Regions from separate parts of the Homo sapiens genome. Here region 2 is linked to region 1. A link is a contact called in ENCODE Hi-C or POLR2A ChIA-PET data. All regions are on one chromosome and are shown on one strand. The core of a region is the stretch at or near the end of the contact, and the rest is flanking DNA. Distances in the headings are between cores, read along the strand shown. Region 1 holds the start of ARHGEF3 (Rho guanine nucleotide exchange factor 3). Region 2 holds the start of ARHGEF3-AS1 (ARHGEF3 antisense RNA 1).

Region 1 (5,686 bases), core at 1,749-4,248:
AAGAGGCAGTATTATACTAACAGACATGCAATATTATAATCCCTGTAGAATATTTTCAAAAGCTTAAAATAGATCTTTTAAAGAAAATAAAAATACATTTTAAAAATATCATTTTTTGCTTTCACTGGAAACTACCACAAATAAAAAATTACAAATCACTTAAATCTTGAGTAGAAATTTTATTTGCTTTTAAGAGAATGCTTATTTTTGCATATTTTTTTACTCAGTGTACGGTATCAAATGCACATCAATGCCACTTGCCTGTTCCCCAGGAGCCTTTTCCTAAGTGATTTTCCCCAGTACACTTGCTGCAAGGATAGGAGTCAATGCTAGAAGGCACTTCCCAGTGCCATGCTGTGTGCACTGTCCTACCCAAGGCAAATTCGGAAGGAACAGCCATTACACACGGCCATTAAATGTTTAAAGGGCACAGGTGCTCTGTTGCAACGGCCTTTGAAGGTCAACAAGTCCTGTTTTCCTAGAAAGGCCTCTGGATAGATCTATTTTTCTTTTTATTATAACCACATTCTTTCCACAAAGAAAACAATCACTCTTAAAAAAATACTTTCAGAGGAATTAACAGTCAATGCCTAGCTTATAAACAATTATATAATCATGTTTTTCAAAAGGCTGACAAGCGAATGCTATTTTTTAATTTATGAATACTGACGACACCTACTGGTGGAAAATATATTTTAGTTAACTGCTTATGGAGAAGCTAGGCCTACAAGGGTTGGCTGCCTTTTGCGCTGATAAGGAAACCAGAAAACTACCCACTAAACTCACTTAGGTTTCTTTTTCCAATTTTGCCAATTTCCATTATCAGGAAGTGATATGCTCATCGATGAAGCTAAAAGATATCTCTGCCTCAAAGTGTATAAAGCATACTTGATTTAGTGTTTAAATCAAACACTAAAAAACAAAAACCCCAATAGTGATATCTGAAAAATATTTACCAACTATTTCCAAAACTATTCCAACCCCTTCCTTATTTCTCACATCAGGATATCCCCATACGAGGAAAATAAGTCATATTTTATAGTCTAGATCCAGCTACCAATGAAGAAAATTAATATTTGACATGTGATAAGTTTCATATTTGTGATATATAGACATATCTATATTCTATGTATAAGAATAAAATGAAATTAAGCAGGCAAGTTTTACCTAAGCCTTTAGCTAAACTACTCAAAAACACAGGACTAAGTAATAGTAGGAAGGGACTGGTTAGAGTCCTCAGCTATCCTCACTATTCTTTTCTTTGGCCCACTTCAATTTATTAATTTATTGGTTATGCCTTTCTTCCTTACAAGTGGAGTTTGAGTGGGCACCAATTGCGCTGCTCCTATGTTGATTAAATTAGGAAGTTCCCACTGAAAAAATATTATATCCATTCCAGGCCTGACCAACCTGAATTCTATGCAAATGCCACTAGGGCCATCACACTTTCACAGCTGCTGGCAACAAAAACTCTTTGTGATAATATTCGACTGAGCTGGAGTGTAGGGTTGGGTTTGAGTGAGGGAGAAGTTAGTTTGTGCTCAGCGTATAGAAAGCTGAATACAACCAGAGACTGCTTGGAGTCCTGTCAGCCTGGAGCAGCTCTTGCTAGAGGAAATGAATCTTTGATGGTGTGCTCCCGAATATACATGATTCAGTGAGCCAAGTGCATACAGCTGAGCAGACCCAAGGAAGGCGAGTGGGTGGAACCTCAAGAATGCTGTGACAAGGCCGGATGCACACCTGCCTTCAGCCTTTCCCCAGTGGTGGTGGTGATGTTTGATGTTCGCAGAGTGAGGTGTGGGAGAGTGGAAAGCTCCCAGATACACGCATGAGCGGCAATGACTAGCTGGGTCCTGTGGGTTCCACCGCAGCTTGACCACAGCAAAGCTGTAATCTAGCGAAAGCGACTGTATTCCCTAAGACCCTCAAAGAGAGGGATGCTTTCTCCTCCAGCTGAACCCAACCTTTAAGGCCAGTGAGCTATGTGCCAGAGAAATAACACGCAAGAGGAAAAGGCAGACTAAACATAACCTGGGAGCACTCCTTCACATCGCCCGCAAGGCACAGGAAAGTTCCCAGAAAGAGAAATGTTTCCAATGTTCCAAGGCAGCTTTCCATTGACCCTAAGGACTTTAATTCATTTTCAAGATCCATGTGGGAGACACTCCAATTTACTCATTTAGCCCCAGCCCCCCGGCTGAATGACCCTCACTGGCCACAGGTGATAGGCAGAGGCGCTGTGTCCTGTTTTTGCTGCCAAAGGGCTGCAAGGCCAAGTCTGACAGGTGAGAGGGCTGGTACGTCCCTCTGCTCTCACAACCCAGGCAAAAAAAACTCGCTTAAAGGGTAGCGACACTGGGGCTTGCTGACACTTCCCTGACACTGGGGCTTGCTGACAGTAGGAGAAAGTCCCTCTGAGAGTCCAGACAGAAGATGGACAGTCTGAGAGCCCTGCAAAGGCAAGGAGGCAGTTGCTCCCAGACCGGCAGGTAGAGGGACAGGGAGAGAGGAGGCAGCTAGTGCTTGGTCCACAGAGAAAAAGCGAGAGAAAAGGAGACAGGGTGAGAGATGGCGACGGGGAGACACAAAGAAGACTGTGGGAGAGATGTAGAGAGAGAAAGTGGCACACACGGAGAGTGAGAGATGGAAACAGAGACAGTGACACTGGACGGGCGCCGAGAATGGGAGATGGAGGCAGACGAGACAGGCAGATGACCCATAGAGGTCCAGGTGCAGGGCGCGGCCCTACCTCAGCGTCCTTGGCCGGACCGCTGGCCGGGGGTAGCTCCAGGCTGCAGTTCGCTCTCTTGACCGTGAGGTAGAAGGGGTAATCCTTGGCCACCATGGCGGCTGCCGGGCCTGCCCTTTGGGATGTCACCGCTGACCCTAGGCGACTACAAAACTCCCAGGCAAAAGGGGGCCCCAGCTCCACGATGCCGGGCGGCGGCGGCGACACGGAGACCGACAGCCGGCTTCTAGCCGGGCAGGACTCGACTGGGCTCCGGAGCCGAGTGGGCGGGACCGTGCCAGCCACGCCTTGATGGGTGGGGAGGGGGCGGGCCGCCGGCTCGGCACCGCCCCACGCTGCCGGGAGGGCCCACGTGCCGCAGCGCGGACACCTCCTGGGGCTGCGAGGGGCGTGGGGCGGTCCCGCGGGTGGAGAGGGACCTCTCTCTCCCCGCTGGTATTCGACTCCGGGCGCCCCCGCAGAGCGTGGGCCGCGATTGCGGGGCAGGCAGACCCCATGATAGCTCCTTTCGGGCTCTTTGGCACTCTCCGGGTGAAAGGCTGCTGGTAGAAAGGAGGCTGGGGCGAAACCGGGCAACGGGGAGAAAGGAGGCTGTAGTGACACCTGGAGGCAGGAAGGAGCCTGGGGGGAAAAGCGAGCGTTTTAAAAGCCCACATTAGAAAGGGGTGGTGTTCTCTCTTACCCTGTTCCCAGGCCACTGCACGTTTTTTTTGTTTTGTTTTGTTTTTGTTTGGTTTTTTAAATGAATGTCAGTGGAATATAATCTACAAATGGCAAAATGCACCCATTTTAAGAGTACCGTTTGTTGAGTTCTGACAAATGTAAACACCCGTATAACCACCTCCACAGTCGGTATACGAAACATTTCCACCACCCCCGGAAAATTCCCTCGAGACCTTTCCCACTTTGCACCAACTTTTAAATTTGACTAGCATATTCAGAGGCTGCCTGACACTCGAGGGCAATCTGACAGAGTGTCCTTCAAGTATAAAGCTGTGCATGGATGACCTGGCACTACCACACCTTTCTGGATCCTTTTTGGAGAAACAATGACATTATAAATGCCCAAGAAGGCGATTGATCTTAAGGTTGTTTGCAGCAGCCCTGTCTGGGGCAGTAAAAAATAAAAAATAACTGGAAACAATGGTAATATATCCATCAATAGGGAGTGCTTAAATAAACTTTCTTCACTGTGTAATACCGCTTAGCAGCAGTGAAAAAGGAGATGGGTCTATGGGTGTGGCATGGAAAGATCTCCAATGTATTAGACTCAGTTTAAAAATAATTGCAGACTAAGCATAATACAATACCATTTGTGTTAAAAAAAAATACAAGTTTACCAAAGAATATCATATATTTTCTATAAAGACATATTTGTGGGTAAATAGCATTGAACACTGTCTACAAGAATCCACAGCAAGCTTTTACCAGTTCCCCTGTGGCTGAAGGGAGGCACCTGGGTTTAAAGAATTAAAGATAGTGAACAAAAGGGACTTAAGCTTATAGCTCATGTTTTAAAATTTTTTATAAGAAAAATACAGCCTGGGCAGCAGTGAAACCCTGTGTCTACAAAAAAAATACAAAAAATTAGCCAGGGATGGTGGTGCACACCTGTAATCCCAACTACTCCAGAGGCTGAGGTGGGAGGATCACTTGAGCCTGGGAGGCAGAAGTTGCAGTGAGCCAAGATCATACCACTGCACTCCAGCCTGGGTGACAGAGACCCTGAGAAAAAATAAAAAAGAAAAGAAAAAAAGAAAGAAATAGAGGAAGGAAGAAAGGAAAAAGAAAAGAAAAGAAAAGAAAAAAGAAAAGATGGCTAGGTAGAGTGGCTCACACCTGTAATCCCAACACTTTGGAAGGCCAAGGCAGCAGTGTGGCTTGAGGCCAACAGTTCAAGACCAGCCTAAGCAACATAGCAAGACCCTGCCTCTACAAAAAAATTTAAAAATTAGCCAGGTATGGTAGTGCATGCCTGTAGTCTCAGCTAATCCCGAGGTTGAGGTGGGAGGATTCCTGAGCCCAAGAGTTCAAGGCTGTGGTGAGCTATGGTTGCACCACTGCACTCTAGCCTGGTGACAGAGTGAGACCCTGTCTCAAGAGAAAAAAAGAAAAATACCTTCATTCATGGCACTTCTTGGGAAATTATAGTTTTTTAAAATATTATAATTATCATATTTTCTTTCTTTTTTTTTTTTTTGAGATAGGGTCTTGCTTTGTTGCCCAGGCTGGAGTGTAGTGGCATGATCTTGGCTCACTGCAACCTTCTCCTCCTGGGCTCAAGTGATCTTTCCACCTCAGCCTCCCAAGTAGCTGGGACTACAGGCCTGGACCAGTGTGCCCAGCTAATTTTTGTATTTTTGTAGAGACAGGGTTTTGCCATGTTTGCCCAGGCTGGTCTCCAACCCCTGAGCTCAAGCAATCCACCTGCCTCAACCACCCAAAGTGCTGGGATTACAGGTGTAAGCCACCATGCCCAGCCCTAAAATGATCATCTCTCAAAAGTTATTTTGTAGACTGTACTGTTGAATCTTTTTCCTCCTCATGTGGAAAGTCATGACTACATCAGGTGGTGATCTATGGAGACACTATCTTTTGTTTTTACTTCCTGGGGATGCAGGGGATAGTGGGAATGGTGATATCCAGTCCCTGTTTGCGTGCTCTTTGCTTCTAGCTGAGGTCAGAACCCAGCAGTTCCTACTTCTCAGGCAGGACACCTCATAATACATAGCTCTTCATCCCAGGTATCAAATCCACACCCTCACACTAAATCCACTTACTTTCCTACCCAGCTAGTGCAGACAAACTGCCTTTGGAGGCAGAAAGAATTGGGCCCTGTGTAACCAGCCTGTTATTACCACACATGTAAATGAAGCTCCTGAATGGGTGGAGGTTCCAACTGAAATTGAAGAGAGCACCTGAGTTTTTTTCCCT
Region 2 (5,686 bases), core at 1,377-3,876, 140 kb after region 1:
TATCAACAACTAGAGACAAATACATAAAGCAAATGTTAGGAACTGTTAATTCTAGATGGTGAGTGTTTGATGCACTTATCTTTTAACTTTTCCATATGTTTGAAATTTTTCATAATAAAAAGTTGAAAAATAGCGCACAATAAATAAGAATCATGGAAACCATGTAGAAGACAACACATGAAGGCAGACATCCCTTCTCCCAATAGACCACACTCAATAATGCCTCCTCCCTGCTAGAACAAGTATTGTATATACATCTTCAGTTGAGCCCCAGAGGAAGCTGTTGTTTGTTTTTAGGGGGTAGGCTGCACAAAAAGCCCATGTTAACATCTAGAATCACCATCACTCCAATAGGATAGACAGAGGAAATGACAGAGTCACTCATCTAACTTGTGCTGAGTCATAAGTTTTCTCCCCATCCTCTTTTTAATGAAGTGGTTTAGTTCAACCTGCATAAATTAAATGGACTTCCCTGAAGTCAGAGCTTTACACTTAACACAAATTTTCATCTGTCCATAAAAAAGTAATCAGTCTCATTCCCCCTTTTCTCTAAATGAAATGTTAGGTCGAATCAGCCCTGAGGTACAAAAACACATCATGTAGCAGTATTCTGCTGTATAAGAATGTCTCCTCTTCCCTGAATGTGTATTAACCAAGGGGTCAGGTGCTGGTGGTCCTTGCTGCTGCTACAGCATCTAATACCGCTGGTTTTATTTCCAGCACCACGTGGGAGTTGGCAGTAACAGTCATGCACAAAAAAGCTGGTCCTGGAGTTGTGTTCATTGAGATTTCCAGGGTTGGATGGCAGAGAGAGCCTGAGTGGAGACTGACAAATGCAGGAGGCCCAAAAATCAAGGAAGAAAAGAATTTTAATCTTCACACTTATATAGGGCAGCCCATTTTAAAATGGGCCCCATGCAATCAAGATTAATGATTATTAGTTTTTAGAGACTACTAATTTCAATTACGGAGGAAGAATAAGTTTGTAAGACTTATTCATCTTCGATAATAGAATATATTTTAAGTGATGTTACTTATAATTAAGTGGTTAGTAAGTCAAATGTGTGCACCTAACACAGACAAGAAGGGATGGAAGGAGCAAAAGATACCTAATATTCATGAGGCATCTGGTTACACTAAATATGCATGAGACTTACAAGGCACTAAATATACAGAGGCACTAAGAACACATGAGCACGTAACATACATGAGGCCTTAGCTCGGCTCCCCGTTGAAGATAACCTATTCTAGCCTCATGTGTCTTCTGCCCAAGAGATAAAACAGAAATTAGCCAGCTGTTCATCCAGCTAATTGGCAAACCGCAGTACAGACCAGGCGTACTTGTCCCTGAGTCTCTTTGATAAAGCTAGTGTGTGCCACTGGCCCAGGGCGCCTTTGTCTGTGAGTCTCTTGCTTGAAGTTCAACTCCAGTCCTTGTAGATGCATCGTCAGTCATGAAAGCTGACACTGTACAGAGAGATAGGACATTTGGACATTGCGAAGCCCAGGACTCAGGTAGTGTGGTCCTTCCATCCTGCCTGCACTCTCTGTGAAGTGTGTTAATGGATCCCATCTTTTTCCCCTTGCTTCTAGCTGTGTCTTTCAATTGATTTAACGGGCAGTATGATTTGGGCATTTAAAGGGGGGTGGTATTCGAGCCACAATCCAATCTCGTCCAGTCTATTCAGTGGGCCACACTCACTGTGAAGAGGAAGAAGTTGATGACAGAGAAGAAAATCCAATAACAGGACTTTTACCAACCTCCACGCAAGAGGCTTCAATTCCCATTCCCAGATTCAGACACAGGCAGAAAGAGAAATAAACCTAACACGGAGGAAAGAAAGGGAAGTTTCGGCTTCAGAAAAGGAGGATTTTCTAAATAGGTATGTTCCCTCAGTTCTCGACATCACCATCTCCTCTCATGCTTTCAAATACATAAGGCTCTTTTGGAGGTAGCAAGATCACTACCATGACATTTTTGTGTGTGTAATAAAGGCTACATTTGATTAAAATTAAAAATAAAAATTTCAATGAACAGTCATCAATACGACTAACCACAAAACAATACTGAGACTGATTCTTGGACCACCTTCTGTTTAAAACCCCTGACTGAACCCCAATACTTCCCAACAGTCTAGAAATGGCTTAAGAACACAATTTTCTAGGACCTGCTATTATTTTGATTCATCCCGAGGACTATTATGTTTTATGTCTTGCTGAATAGCTTGCCAAACAGGCTGTTCTTGCTCCCAGAAGAGATTGTCCAGGTTGAAAAAAAATCAATAACTAAATGGACTGCTTCTAACCAAAGATGAAAGAAGAGGAGTTAGGAGTTTTGCCCACATGGAGTCAGACAGGAAAAAATGGAATCAGGATGATTACCTTTTATGATAGGAGGACAGATAGGGAAGAATTTTGTAGGCAGGAATTATTTGTATCTGCTCCAGTGCCTCCTTCTCCTTCTAGAAACTGCCCCTTCTCCCCCATTGTTACTATGGTTACCATAGGAGTCACCATGGTGGTACAGCATAATCCCACTCCCTGGCCACTGCTGATTGGTCCAAGAGTATCCACTTGATCCAAGTTGGACCAATCAGAATCCCTCCCTAGTAATTCTGGCTCTGAGAGAGAGAGAAGGCTGTCTCTCTGTAGATGGCTGTGTTTCAACTGTACTGAGAAATGGAAAAAGTCAGTTGGCCAAGCAAAAGTGCTAAGAGCAGAGAGGAGTCAAGAATCCTCATGGGCTTCCAGTGCCTGGTTCAAGGTACTTCTGAGCCTCCACTGCATTCCACGAAATACTTCCCATACCCCTGTACCTTTAAAAACTCTCCTTAAGCTAATTTGAGTTGAATTCCTGTCACTTGCAACTAGGATTTTGTAATTAACCCAGAAGGCCAAAGTAAAAGCATATTTTACCCTGCATAACTCTGGAACCAAAAAGGGACTAAGCAAGGACTAATCAAAACGATAACTATATAAAATAAACAGGCATCTAGAAACTCAAAAATGCAAATCTGCTCAACTGGCACACAAGCCTACTGTTAACTCCCACAGACCTCACATATGGCCAGAAAAAGAAACGGCTTTGAATCTAAGAATGAGCTCCAATGTTCCTGGCATATTTTTGGTGTCAGCAGGTTGAAGATGACGTGAGCTTTCCCTCACAGGTGTCAGGATCTATACAGCCTGGCTTCTCTACTGCCTGAAGGGAAATGAGACAAGCAGGACTAAGTGGAAACCCAGGTATGGTCGGTTTTGCCTTTATGAGGGGGCAGCTCACATTTAAAAAAAAAAGCATCTGTTAAATACTTATCTTTAGAAAACAGTCATCTCAGGAATAAAGGAACCCTAGTTATATGGAGCTAATATTTTCTGCGCTTACCTACATGAGAGACATTCTTCGGGTCACTTTACACACATAATTACTAAGTCTCTGGTTTTCAGAAAATGGCATTATTTTCCATACCTATTTTGCAGATAAGAGACCCGATGCTCTGAAATGTGTCTGAAGCCCCCAATCTGGCATTCTGACCCCAAAGCATATACCTTTTCACCATCTAAGCATTTGTTATGGCTGCCAAGCACTGTCCACCAAACTCAGACTCTGGGCTGACCAATAAAACTGCTAACCCCAAGGGCGCATGGAAGTAGCCTCTAGACTGACTCTCAGAGAGGTGGGGAGAACTGGGAGAGGAGGTGGGGGCAAACATCTTGAAGCACTGCAGAGCACACCACAGCATGTGCCAGCCCCTTCTGTGTACCCAGATTTCATCAGTCCCCAGAGGCTTAGCCACAGCACATGTTCTGTTTTTGAGGCAGAGTCTCGCTCTGTCGCATAGGCTGGAGTGCACTGGCATGATCTTGGCTCACTGCAACCTCCGCCTCCTGGGTTCAAGCAATTCTCCTGCCTCAGGCTCCCAAGCAGCTGGGGTCCCAGGAGTGTGCCAACACATCTGGCTAATTTTTGTATTTTTAGTAGAGACAGGGTTTTGCCATGTTGGCCAGACTGGTCTCAAACTCCTGATCTCAAGTGATCCACCTGCCTTGGCCTCCCAAAGTGCTGGGATTACAGGCATGAGCCATGATGCCCGGCCCACAGAACATGTTCAATGAAACACCCCGATGTGTTCTAAGACCTGAAACTTTTAATATAAGCCTCCTGTTGCTTGTGGAAGATTGTGATTGTGGAAGGAGTTCTTTTTTAATTATTCTACGTGTATTATTTTGCTAATTATAAAGGCAATACACACTCTCTTTAAAAAATTCAGACTTTATAAAAAATATGTAACTAACACAACAACAGTTCTCTGGGACTTCATCTACTCCATATTGTTGTTCATCAGTGACGAGACTTCTTTCTATGTATATATTAATATATTTTTTCCCCGTAAGAAGGGATCACTTTAGTTTTTATGGTTTTAATGTGCTTTTCTTTAGTTATGGTTTAAATCCTATAAATATATGCTTTACATTATATGCCTCTGCATCAATTGCACTTGTTACAATCATCACATTGTTGAGAACACAGGCTCTGAAACCAGACTGACTGGGTTCAAAAGCTACATCCACTACTTAATTGCTGTGGGTCTTTGGGGATGATTCTGGTAGAAGTTTTCCCATTTGAAAACTGGGGATAATAATAATATTGACTAAATAGTGCTGTAGGGGAATGTGATTACTTGCAAAGTACTAGGAGCAGTAGCTAGCACATTCCAAAGGCTAACAAATGAAATACATTATTATTGCTATTGTTTTTATTACAAGGATCTCTCATTTTACTGCACTTGGCTTTATTGCACTTTGCAGGTGCCACAAACTGAAGGTTTGTGGTAAAACTGCATTGAGCAAATCTATCAGTGCCATTTTTTCCAACAGTATGTGCTCAATTTGCATCTCTGCATCACATTTTGTTCACTCAAAATTCAATAGTTCAAACTTTTTCATTATTACATATCTGTTACGGTGATGTCTGACCAGTCATCTTTGATGTTACTATTGTAATTGTTTTGGGGTGCCACGAACCATCCTCATATAAGATGGTGAGCTTAATCAATAAATGTGTGTGTTCTGACTGCTCTATCAACCAACCATCCCATCTCTCTCCCTCTCCTCAGGCTTCCCTATTCCCTGAGACACACTAATATTGAAATTAGGCCATTCAATAACCCTAGAATGGTCTCTAAGTGTTAAAGTGAAAGGAAGAGTTGCCTATCTCTCACTTTAAGTCAAAAGCTAGAAATGATTAAGCTTAGTGAGGAAGGCATGTCCAAAGTTGAGGCAGGCTGAAAGTTAGGCCTATTGTACCCAACAGCCGAGTTGTAAGTGCAAAGGAAAAGTTCTTGAAGGAAATTGAAAGTGCTACTCCAGTGAACACATAAAAAGATAAGAAAGCAAAACAGCCTTATCGCTAATAGGGGGAAAGTTTGAGTGGTGTGGATAAAAGATCAAACCAGCCACAACATTCCTCTAAGCCAAAGCCTAATCCAGAGCAAGGCCCTAACTCTCTTCAATTCTATGAAGGTGAGAGGAAGATGCAGAAGAAAAGTTTGAAGCTAACAGAGGTTGGTTAGTTCATGAGGTTTAAGGAAAGAAGCTGTCTTCATAACATAAAAGTGCAAGATGAAGCAGCAAGTCCTGATGTAGAAGCTGCAGCAAGCTATCCAGAAGATCTGGCTATGATAATCGA

What was found. A loop is a pair of places that touch in the nucleus more often than their neighbours do. ChIA-PET counts read pairs that join two places held with the same protein, here RNA polymerase II (POLR2A). Pooled maps may share reads with other maps.
Region 2: a pooled map shows a loop between it and region 1 (2.4-fold over the local background). The contact joins the promoter of ARHGEF3-AS1 here to the promoter of ARHGEF3 in region 1. A Hi-C loop is called at or near these places in 5 of 50 pooled maps. POLR2A ChIA-PET finds 5 or more read pairs at or near these places in 10 of 52 experiments (CD4-positive, alpha-beta memory T cell, GM12878, HepG2 and 6 more).

What each region holds. Positions count from the first base shown.
Region 1 is chr3:56,798,951-56,804,636 of GRCh38, forward strand. It overlaps ARHGEF3 (Rho guanine nucleotide exchange factor 3), which reads right to left and starts at 2,999. Exons shown (of 10, transcript NM_019555.3): 1 at 2,753-2,999. The coding sequence starts at 2,848. RefSeq lists an enhancer at 585-634 and a silencer at 2,999-3,168.
Region 2 is chr3:56,937,414-56,943,099 of GRCh38, forward strand. It overlaps ARHGEF3-AS1 (ARHGEF3 antisense RNA 1), which reads left to right and starts at 2,627. Exons shown (of 3, transcript NR_046572.1): 1 at 2,627-2,764; 2 at 3,168-3,243. It also overlaps a transcript of ARHGEF3 not described here.